Linked DNA regions of Homo sapiens: region 2 is linked to region 1. The links are chromatin loops, found by intact Hi-C in ENCODE. Cell type or tissue: IMR-90. All regions are shown on one strand. Each heading gives the region's core, and the rest is flanking DNA. Links, peaks and the distances in the headings are about the cores only.

What was found. Hi-C counts contacts between places; a loop is a spot of excess contacts. Peaks named below come from ENCODE experiments on the same cell type or tissue, not always from the same donor. Only the 100,000 strongest peaks of a DNase experiment are listed, where the experiment ranks them.
Region 2: it touches region 1 in a loop (3-fold over the local background); 2 of 110 quality-filtered maps call a loop at or near these places.

The regions. Positions count from the first base shown.
Region 1 is chr15:60,162,768-60,168,154 of GRCh38, forward strand. It overlaps LOC105370839 (a long non-coding RNA gene), which reads left to right and starts at 4,130. Exons shown (of 5, transcript XR_932310.3): 1 at 4,130-4,306. In IMR-90, for the core only: no CTCF peak of the experiment used is centred there; no DNase peak of the experiment used is centred there; H3K27me3 peaks cover 82 bases.
Region 2 is chr15:60,102,891-60,108,277 of GRCh38, forward strand. No RefSeq gene overlaps it. Among named protein-coding and RNA genes, the nearest start is that of FOXB1, 100 kb to the left of the region's middle. In IMR-90, for the core only: no CTCF peak of the experiment used is centred there; no DNase peak of the experiment used is centred there; H3K27me3 peaks cover 155 bases.

The DNA of each region.
Region 1 (5,387 bases), core at 247-5,246:
GCCCAAGGCCTGCATGCTCATCAGGATTACCGAGTGCTTCTTATGCCCCTGAAATTTGAGAACCTCTACTAGTCAACGGCTGGTGAAACTGGACAATGCTGTGAAATAAAGCATGTTTCGCCTGATGGAGAAGATGCTGTAGCAGGAAATCTCATGAGATCTGACCATCCTCTTGCAGAGATTTTTACCCTGGGGTTGAGCCACAACATCCTTATTGCCAGGGCAACTCTCAGTACCATCCTTGCCACAACATCTAAAATTAACATAAGACCTCCTTGCTGTTTTGATCCCTGGAGCCAGCCCAGCCAAACATATTACTCAACACTGAAGGCATTTGATTGGCTTCTAATGAGGCAGCAGATCAGCTTTTAGGGGTCTGTTCTCAGTGTGATGTATGAGTTAAGCTCCCGGTAATGTTAATCAGTTGGGAGTTCCCACTGCTCAGGCAACTGTCTTGTAAAGCTCTCACTACTTGACCGCCAACTTATCTTAGCCTATTCTTTCTGTTTTGAAGTCCACCAGTGTTCCGATGCCAGCAAGAATGTGAATAAAAAGACTGCCTTTAAACTTCTCCCACGTTCTGAATAAACCTCCTTTCAAGATGTCCTGAGGCTCCATCCACACTGTTCCCCACACCATGATACATTTACCCAGCCAAAGTGAGTAACTAGTAATTGATTCAACTATAATGCACTTAGCACTGAGGAGACAGGGGTGTTTCTTGAATTTGAAGAACTCAGAGTCTATCCTGGGAGGCAATCATAATACCCCCAGACCCACAAAACAGATTGGGTGGAGTCTCAAAGAAGAGGAGACACTCAAGAGGCAGAGGAATGATGCTGAGAGAAGATGTTTGGGAGAAGAGCATTTCAGCAAGGGAAGGATAGGCTTACACCTGGGGCCAACTTACCCAACAGGTTGCAACTTGCCTGAGCCTCCACCAGTAAGTGCCATGCCCAGGGGCCATGATTCTCTTAGGAGACCATAGAAATATTGTAGTTCTGATTTATTTTAAAGTCAGAAAAAAATGAATATATAATAATGAATCTAGCCTCATCTTTATACCAACACAGTCATAAAAAAAATGTATAGTCCTTTTTTAATAGATGAAGAGATCCATGAAGGCAAAAGTGCCTAGGGCCCTCAACAATCGTAATGCATCTGCACTCCCATGCTTACTGCAGCATTATTCACAGCAGCCAAGATTTGGAAGCAACCTAAGTGTCCATCAACAGATGAATGAATAAAGAAAATGTGGTACACATACACAATGGAATACTATTCAGCCATAAAAAAGAATGAGATCCCATCATTTGCAACAACATGGATAGAACTGGAGGACATTATGTTAAGTGAAATAAGCCAGACACAGAAAGATAAACTTCACATGTTCTCACTCATTTGTGGGAACTAAAAATTAAAGCAATTAAACTCATGGAAATAGTAGAATGATGATTACCAGACGCTAGGAAGGATAGTTGGGCGAAGGGAGAAGGTGAGGATGGTTAATGGATATAAAAACATAGTTAGATAGAAGGAATAAGATCTAGCATTTGATAGCACAACAGGGTGATTACAGTCAACAATAACTTATCGTACATGTTAAAGTAACCAAAAGTATAATTAGAATGTTTATAACACAATAAATGATAAATGCTTGAGGTGACGGATACCCCACTTACCCTGATATGATTATGCATTGTATGCCTGTAACAAAATATCTTACATACCCCATAAATACATACGCCTACTATGTACACATAAAAAACAAAGTAAAAAATATAATTCCCAATGTAAGTTGAAAAAACATATCTTAGATGTCTTTTGCTGTCATGGATAAAAGTCCATTTTCCTCCTACAATTAAACATTTATATTTTAAAAAGTCATAGTGCAGCCCCAGCTTATGCAAAGATACAAGTGAGTGTCTGGAAGTGCAAGTGACAATATTGAAAATATATGGAGCCTCACTCCGTAAGAGGTACTTTTCTACCAGTCCTGCAGGTATTAACCTCTGGATTCCTCACAACCCAGTGCAGTAGGCACAATTACCACCACCCCAACTTTACAGATAAATGAAGGCAGAAGAGGATAAAGCTCCCCAAAGCCATTCAGTCCTACAGATAACCAGGCCACATATCTGAGTACTATGGCTCTAAAATCTGCACACTTACACTCCATGTGGGTGTTCCCCAAATTGTCTAATTATTTGTGATGAGGGCCCATTTTCTTTATTTCCTATCAATCACAGACCAATATCTTTGTAAAATAAATAAATAAATAATAAATTGCCAGAAAAAGGAAATGCAAAAAGAGTACAAAAAACCAAGCCCAATTTTAAAAAATCAATTCAACAGACACAAAATTACATTCCAATAATTGTGCTTGACAATTGCAGCCATGTCAAATTTTTCTAAAATGTTCTCAGGGCTTATTCTCGATGTCTATTTTTACCTCACATCAGATGGGTAACAGCCTGCAGACCAGCCGGGGTCCTGGCCCACATGCTAGGCATGCTGCCCTGGCCAAAGGAGCTGCAGTTGGCTTTTGCAGTAGTGGAAGCAAGGAAGGGGGAAAAGGAAGAAAAATGCCACTTTGCCAAAATGTCAGTGAGAAGAACAAAGAAGGTGAGGATGGGAACTGAGTAAATTAGGATGTGTGCCTTTTCAACCAACCTGAGGTTGTGCTTTTGTGCCAAGCACCTGCCTATCACAGGCAGAGCTGGGGACCGTGGTGTCAGAGCCTCTATCCATGAAAGCCTCAAATTTTAGACTTTTGAGGTGATACATATGAGCACTGATGCAGACTCACGGGATCCAAAGTAGAACGTTCAACAACAAATGTAGAACTGTGACCCACGAACTGTCCACACTCCCAATGGTCCTCAATAAACTAATATTTTTAATTGAATCCTTCATTTGTCTTATAATTCATATAATGGCTACATTATAAAATTTTGTATCAAAAATTATGTATTGAATGTAAACATAACATATACCACAATTTTGCATTTTCTTTCTGTACTTTTCTTTGTATCATAAGTATCTTCCTGAACATGTAGGGGAAAATAGGATTTTGGTAAGCACAATCATATTTTAGACATCCCAAGAGACACACTGTATTAGATTCAAAAAAATCAGACTTTATGGTGAATTCTATTTCCTTGTCTGTAAAAGGAGAGCAATAACCTATAATAACCTGTAAAAGACTCTGAAAACCTTACTGTGATGTTTTTAAACCAGCGGTTGTAAGTAGTATTCTCTTTTGTTAATCCAAGCTTTCACACCAAGGTTTGTGAAAGATGCACCTCTATTTCTTGGTATAGCATTTAAGCCATGCGCTGTCTTCCATGTACATCTCAATCGGGAGATTGTAGGCTGGTAATTGTCCTAATATGAAAAGTAATCACTTCAAGGGCCTAAGGAAAGGAGTTTTGGGGTATTATTTAATTCAATCCCCTGCCTAGAAAATCTTAATATCTGGCTGAGTGCGGTGGCTCAAGCCTGTAATCCCAGCACTTTTGGAGGCTGAGGCAGGTGGATCACGAGCTCAGGAGATCGAGACCATCCTGGCTAACACGGTGAAACCCCGTCTCTACTAAAAATACAAAAAATTAGCCAGGTGTGGTGGCGGGCACCTGTAGCCCCAGCTACTCGGGAGGCTGAGGCAGGAGAATGGCGTGAACCCGGGAGGCGGAGCTTGCAATAAGTCAAGATGGCGCCACTGCACTCCAGCCTGGGTGACACAGCGAGACTCCGTCTCAAAAAACAAAAAAAAAACCAACCAAACAAACAAACAAAAAAAAAAAACCCAGAATAATCTTAATATCTGATCTTAATTCTACCACATTTTAATTCGTTCACTTACTTTCCATCAGAAATTTCCCCATTTGGTAATGGGGAAAGGAAATGAATCTTGCTCGTTTCCCACCGAAGGAGACGTGACCCCCTGAGATATAGAGGTTTAGAATTTCTTGTTAATGGCAAAATCGTGAACAGTGTTGTAACTCAGGCAGCTAGTCCACGATAGTCACTGTCCTGAGAGAAGAACAGCCTGCTCATAAAGAAGATAGAGCACATGAGCATCCTCCCAGAAATGGACCAACACAACCATTTTGATAATGCCAATATGGCGCCCCTAAGAAAGGAGTGGACCCCGCCCCTGGGAAGAACAGTAGCACCTCCTAAGAAGACAGAAACGCGTGTGTTCTCATCCTATCACCATGGAACCTGTGCAGCTTCCCAGGAGACTTGGAGACCTGTTATGCTGAGATAATAACTTCGCAGTGCTCTTCTAAGAGCTTTGCAGGTAACTACCTTATTTGATTCTCACAACAACCCTGAAATAGGTACTGTTGGTTGACAGAGAAACTGACGCGTTGTATTGGTGAGTAACTTTCTAGGAGTCACACAGCTACTTATTGGTGCTGCTGTGGTTTCAATCCGGCTGTTCAAATAAGTGTTGAATACAATGCATTATATTGATTTGACCCATATTCTTCCATGTAGAGGCTTTATTCCGCCCATTGGAGGGCTCTCTTTTTGAAGACTATCATCAGAAATTGAAATATAAGAGGCAGGGAAGCCAGTATTAGCAGTACTAAAAAAAATAGTTATAAAAAGCATGTACACAGTAAGAAACTTTTGCTATTATATTTACTTCTCTAACTGCAGTATTTTATTATACCTATAATTAAAGATGAGCAAAGGATCGCTCTGAGAGATTATATAGTTATTATAGTCACACAATTGATTTGGACTTGATTGGAGATCTTAACCCGCCACTTAAAAAGCTACATTGATGCTATTTCTAAGTCTCTGTTTTCTAACCACCATTCTTGTGGGTTGTCAGGGCAAACTATTTCTATCTGGTGCACACACTCTCTATTCCACCCCCTCATGAACAAATACAGTTTCTGTAGGTTTTCTTTACCCATCTCTTCTTTGTAACGCCTGAGGTCTAACATGCAAAATATTTAGACAGTTTAAAGCTTAGTTGCGGCACGGCGTGGTGGTTCATGCCTGTAATCCCAGCACTTTGGGAGGCCGAGGCGGGCGGATCACTTGAGGTCAGGAGACCAGCCTGGCCATCATGGTGAAACCCCATCTCTACTAAAAATACAGAAAAATTAGCCGGGCATGGTGCTGAGCACCTGTAATCCCAGCTATTTCGGGGGCTGAGGCAGGAGAATTGCTTGAACTCGGGAGGTGGAGGTTGCAGTGAGCCAAGATCACGTTATTGTACTCTAGCCTGGGCAACAAGACCGAGACTCCTTCTCAAAAAAAAAAAAAAAAAAAAAAAAAAAAAAAAAAAAAGCTTAGTTGGACATTTTAGGGTTGGGAAATACTCCCCTATCCCATGCAGCTCATTTCTCTGTGAATCAGGTAGT
Region 2 (5,387 bases), core at 85-5,084, 60 kb before region 1:
GATCATAGTGATGTAATAATATATTGACTTTGCTGATTACACTAAAGTTGTTCAACTGTAGTTGTTAATATCACAAATAAAGTCAAATTATATCATCCATTTCTGATACCTCCTCTAAATCAATCACTTGTAATAAAATTGCCAGCTTTAGTTTCAGAGAATCTTTCATTAACTCACATCTATTCTCTTATGTCAGGATCATGTCAGTTCATAGAATGGCAACCAAAATATCATGTTACTAACAAGAGCAAGAAAATTAGGCCATTTATCCCATTGCAAACCAAGAATGTCTTTTCACAGAAATCATAATCTACATCTGTTTTTTAAAGCTTAAATTTTGCAAAACACTATTTCTTTTCCTGAAGGTTTCTGAATTTCATCTGTTCATAAAAAGAACTATTTTGATTTCGCGGGCTTCCATCCCATTACACAGACACACACACATTTGTGCAGACTTTTGAAACCATTTTTGAAGAGAACTTGTTTAAGCAGATTTAACCTGTGATGTATTAGAAAGAGCATGGGCTTTGGAGTCAGACTAATTTGACAGAGGAAATGCCGAATTCTGCCTGGAATTCCTCCACTAAGGAAAAGAATTCTAATCCTCACCATAACCTAAATCATTTGTGATATACTCCAAAATATTTGCTTATAGTGGACGTCAGTGAAAATACTAGAGTTCTCGTTATAAAAATGTTTAAATTTTTGTCTTTTTAAAAAATTGTATCGTTGAGTAGCATCTATTGTTTAATTTGACTTTTGTCATAGGAATTTAAGCTTGTAAAAAGTTCATGAACAAACAGCCAACCCCTTTTTTACTGCGGATTAAAACAGGAACTGATTGCTAAAGATTAAATATTGGTAATAGTTCTCAACTTTATAAATTAAAAGGTTGGAGGCTCTTAAAAGACACTTATTCTCCTCTTGCCCTGCTAGAAAAGCAACATCTTCTGCAAAGTTGTCCACCCTTGTGATAAGGATGACATTAGAGATGATGTCACCAAACAAAACTAGTACCAAAGCAAATCAATACAGATTTTTCTCTCTAATCTTAACTATGCAAAGTGCTGGGAGTTGTGAGGAACCGTGACAAACTATTTTCTGGATAACTGAAAAATAAATGAATTACATTTTTTATCTTAACTCTTCATGTTGACTTCAAAGTCTAACACGCATTTTTATTTTAGTATTCTAATTTGCCCCAAATGTTACTGAGTTGGCCTTTGATTCCATATCTTATATTATCTTTGGCCAACATGTATAATAATTATAAACACTTTTTGTCAAGTAGCATAGTTGTAGGAAATGGAGCTTTGGCTGAAAGCAGGTGTACTGACTGCAGGTCAGTCCATTGGAGTTTAAGTGGCTCTTTAAAATTTTTCTTAAGTAATATTTTTGTTGTGATTTGGAACTTTGAGGGAAAGAAATGTATATTTACTGAGTGACTATATGATTCAAGCACACTCGTAGATTTTCCACTGGGAGGTATCTTAATCACACACCATCCTGAGTGACACCAACCATCAATTCCACTCTTTAATGAGAAATCTGAGCCAGAAGTAGACATTCCCCCTCTGTCAGATTTGATTCCAAAGTCTATGCTCTTTCTAATGGTCCACAAGGCAAACATGTTCCAACTTGTTCGGTCTGTAATAGGTTCCAAAAGTCTATGGGGTTGGGGGGTTGGGGGGTTGGGGGAGAATGCATGGCTTCTTATATGAAAAATCTCTTACAAGAACTGTAGAAGTTTACAATGTTGTTAGCCTCAGTTTTAGTTTTAAGATCTTTTATTGTGTATTCAAAAGGTGAGTACCACAAAGATGTCTAAAACTTAAAGTTTGCAAATCCAAGTTCTCTGTCTTCCCCATTGAATCTATTTTTATTCTTTTAGCCAAGGCTCAATTACAGAGGTGGGAACACATGGACAAACTGAAGTGTTGTCTCTGCTCAGTGACAAACATTTCATACCACACCAACCCCCAAGGGAGCTATTGAAATTTTCATTACAGATGGAAAAACTAAGGCGAATGATGCCTGATGTCACATCCTAGCTGTCTGATGCCAAAGCTCATCTTTCAAGTACAATGGGTTCCAACATCCCACATACAAGGTAGAAACTTGGAAATCAATCTAGAATTCTTCTTCTTCCTTACTTCTCACATCTACTTGTTCACTAAGTCACATTCATTCTGACTCTCAAACAGCTTGCTCCATCCCCACTGCTATTGCTTTTATTTGAGTCCTCGTGTTTTCTCACCTGGTCTTGAGCAAGAGCCTCCTCACTAAACTCTTGAATGTCTTTCATCCCCCCACCCCATCACATACACCCCATAATATACTACACTGCTGCCAGAATGAACTTTCTAAGCTCCAACCGAATTATATCCCTTGTTTAACATCTCTCAGTAGGCTAACGGAGTGGCTTGTGCTTGTAATCCCAGCACTTTGGGAGGCCAAGGGAGGATCACTTGAGCCCAGGAGTTCAAGACCAGCCTGGGCAACATAGTGAGACCTTATTTCTACGAAAACTTTTTTAAAAATTAGCTGGGTGTGGTGGTGCGAGCTTGTAGCCCCAGCTACTCCAGAGGCTGATGTGGGAGGATTGCTTGAGCCCAGCATGTTGAGGCTATGGTGAGCTGGATGACAGAGCCAGAGCCTGTCTCAAAAAAATAAAAATAAAATAAAATATTTCAATGGTTCACCATTCTCTGCTATTTGAAGTCCAAACTCTTTTCATCAAAAAAGGCCCCTCATTATCTCACCCCTAGAGTCTTTTCACTTTCTCAACTACTCCCTCATGCAACCCCGCCAACCCCCTTATAGTTCTTGATTTAACTACACAAATATGTCTTAAACCCCTGCAATGTGCCAGGCACTGCACTAGGCGTGAGGATACAGCAAGGAACATGGCAGAAATAGTCATTGGCTCCATGAGGTTATGAGTCTGAAACACACATTAGTAAGTAATTACCTCTGTGATGAATGCCACAAAATGGTAACTGCAAGGGCACATGGCCAAATGTGTCAGGGAAAGCGTGACATTGAGCCTGAGATGTGGAGAATGCCATGAGTTGGTCCAATCCAACAAAGATGAGAGGGAAACCGTAAGTAGATAAGCAGTACTTCTTCTGTGCTGCACAATACCTTTGACATACCTTCATGCAAATTCCTATGGTGCATTTGGCTGTTTATCTCTGCCACCCCCACAACACTGAAGACTTCATATGCACAGGGACAGTGCACTGGTCACAGTTTGTAACCTCATCAGTTACTATGTCTGGCACATCTGAGTGTTCAAATGTCTGTTGGTGATGATGGTGATGACACTAGGTACATTTTATGTGATATTACTATGACATATTGATAAATTTTACAACAATACCCCCAATTAGGTAATATACTTATTTTTTACAGATACAGAAACTGACGGCTAGAGAGGCTAAACAAGTTTCCAAAATTAAACAACTAGTCAAGTGATATGGAGTCAAATTCAAGTCTGGATCTAGTTAATTTCACAGCCTTTCTATTCCATTGTAGCACATTGCAGCTAACACTCACAAGGCACATAGTGATAATAATCAAGATTTGCTGGATGCTTTTCCTGCTTAAGACCAGGAAAGAAAGAAATTTTGCCTACCATTGTGTTAAAAATTTGGCTCTCAATGCCACTTGGGAGTTCAATGAGTGTCATCATATACTCAAGATATATGAGTCCATTCTCATGCTGCTATAAAGAAATACCCGAGACTGGGTAATTTATAAAGGAAAGAGGTTTAATTGACTCGCAGTTCTGCATGGCTGGGGAGGCCTCAGGAAACTTACAATCATGGTGGAATGGGAAACAGGCACATCTTACATGGCGGCAGGCAAGAGAGAGGAGTGGAAAACACCACCTATAAAACCATCAGATCCTGTGAGAACTCACTATCACAAGAACAGCATGGGAGGAGACCACCCCCATGATCCAATCACTTCCCTCTAAATCCCTCACTTGACACATGGGGATTACAATTTCAGATGAGATTTGGGTGAGGACACAGAGCCAGACCATATCACAAGGGTATTTTCATCTCTGGATGTATGGGAAGACTCCAGTTTCTTGACCTATCAGACTAGGACAAGATCAAGGTAAGTAAACCAAGTCTTCTCCAAGTAGTAGCTATTCTTTACCAAAAACCCACTTCAATTGTCAACAGCTCCTTTGTCAAATTTTGCCTTGTGTTAAAATGCTACAGAGAACAGTTGAAAATAATACAGCTCAAGAAAAGGCCATTGCACTTGGTTCCAGACAATCTGTAAACGAGCAGTCAGGACAGTGGTGAGGATATGAGTCAAACTGCAAAATGCTAAGGAGTGAGAAGAGAGTGGGCAAGTTGAAGAAACAGGGAATGTGTGTGGCAGCAATGGGGATCCTGGCAGGAAACAACAGAGAAGCTAAACTATTTTACAGTTCGAGATGCCTGAATGTGTTGAAGACCAGAGGAAAGGAGCTAGCAGAGAAGGAGACATACAAGATACAAGAAAGGCAAGTCTCAGAAGAGGTAGGAGGTAAGATCTCAGGAGAAGTGAGTAGGTAAGGGCTCAAAAACACAGGGGGAGGAACTAGCCTTGGCATGATGAATGACACTCTTACCCATAAATGGGACAAAAGAAGGAAAGGGGAGACTTATCATGGACAGGTTTTGAGATAGAGGAAATTAGAATCCCCAACATTAAAACAGAATTCCAGTTTTTCTCAATTTCTTTACTAAAGATTGCATGAAAGACTTTAGTAACTGCAAAGTCATAAGTCCTAAGAAGTGGGTTTGAGGGTACAATTTTGGGTGGAGAGAGAAAGTAGTAAATGCTATGAAGCTGCCAGTGGCCATGACTAGAATGCAAAAACATTCTATGTTACACAGAAAAAAGAACCGGATTGGATATGCTAAGGATCAGGGGCATTTGAAAGGAGAGAGGGGTACATTAGAGGGAGAATGGGTAGAAATACATAAGTTTTCTGTTTATGTCCATTGGGCCTAGGCTACATAAATGTGGAATTTTTCTTCCTTCACCCAGTACATTGAGGTGAGACACAATAAAAGCAGTTTGAAAACTATACAGGACCTTTGGTTGTTATGAAATATATGAGTGAGTAGATAGAGGGATGCATGAATAGATGGATAAATGGAAGGGTAGAGAGATGGGTAGAAAGGCAAATACAATACTGAGATAGAGAAGAAAGAATAAAAACATATTTTATTGACATTTTTCAAATTTGACTCCTGATTGAAAGACTTATCAGTGCTGCATCATTAAGTAGGTGAGGAAAGTGGGAAGTACTTCGGTCTTTTCTCTTTCTAATTTGGCCAATATCAGGAAAGAGAATTAGAGAATGGCAAGGGGAGTTT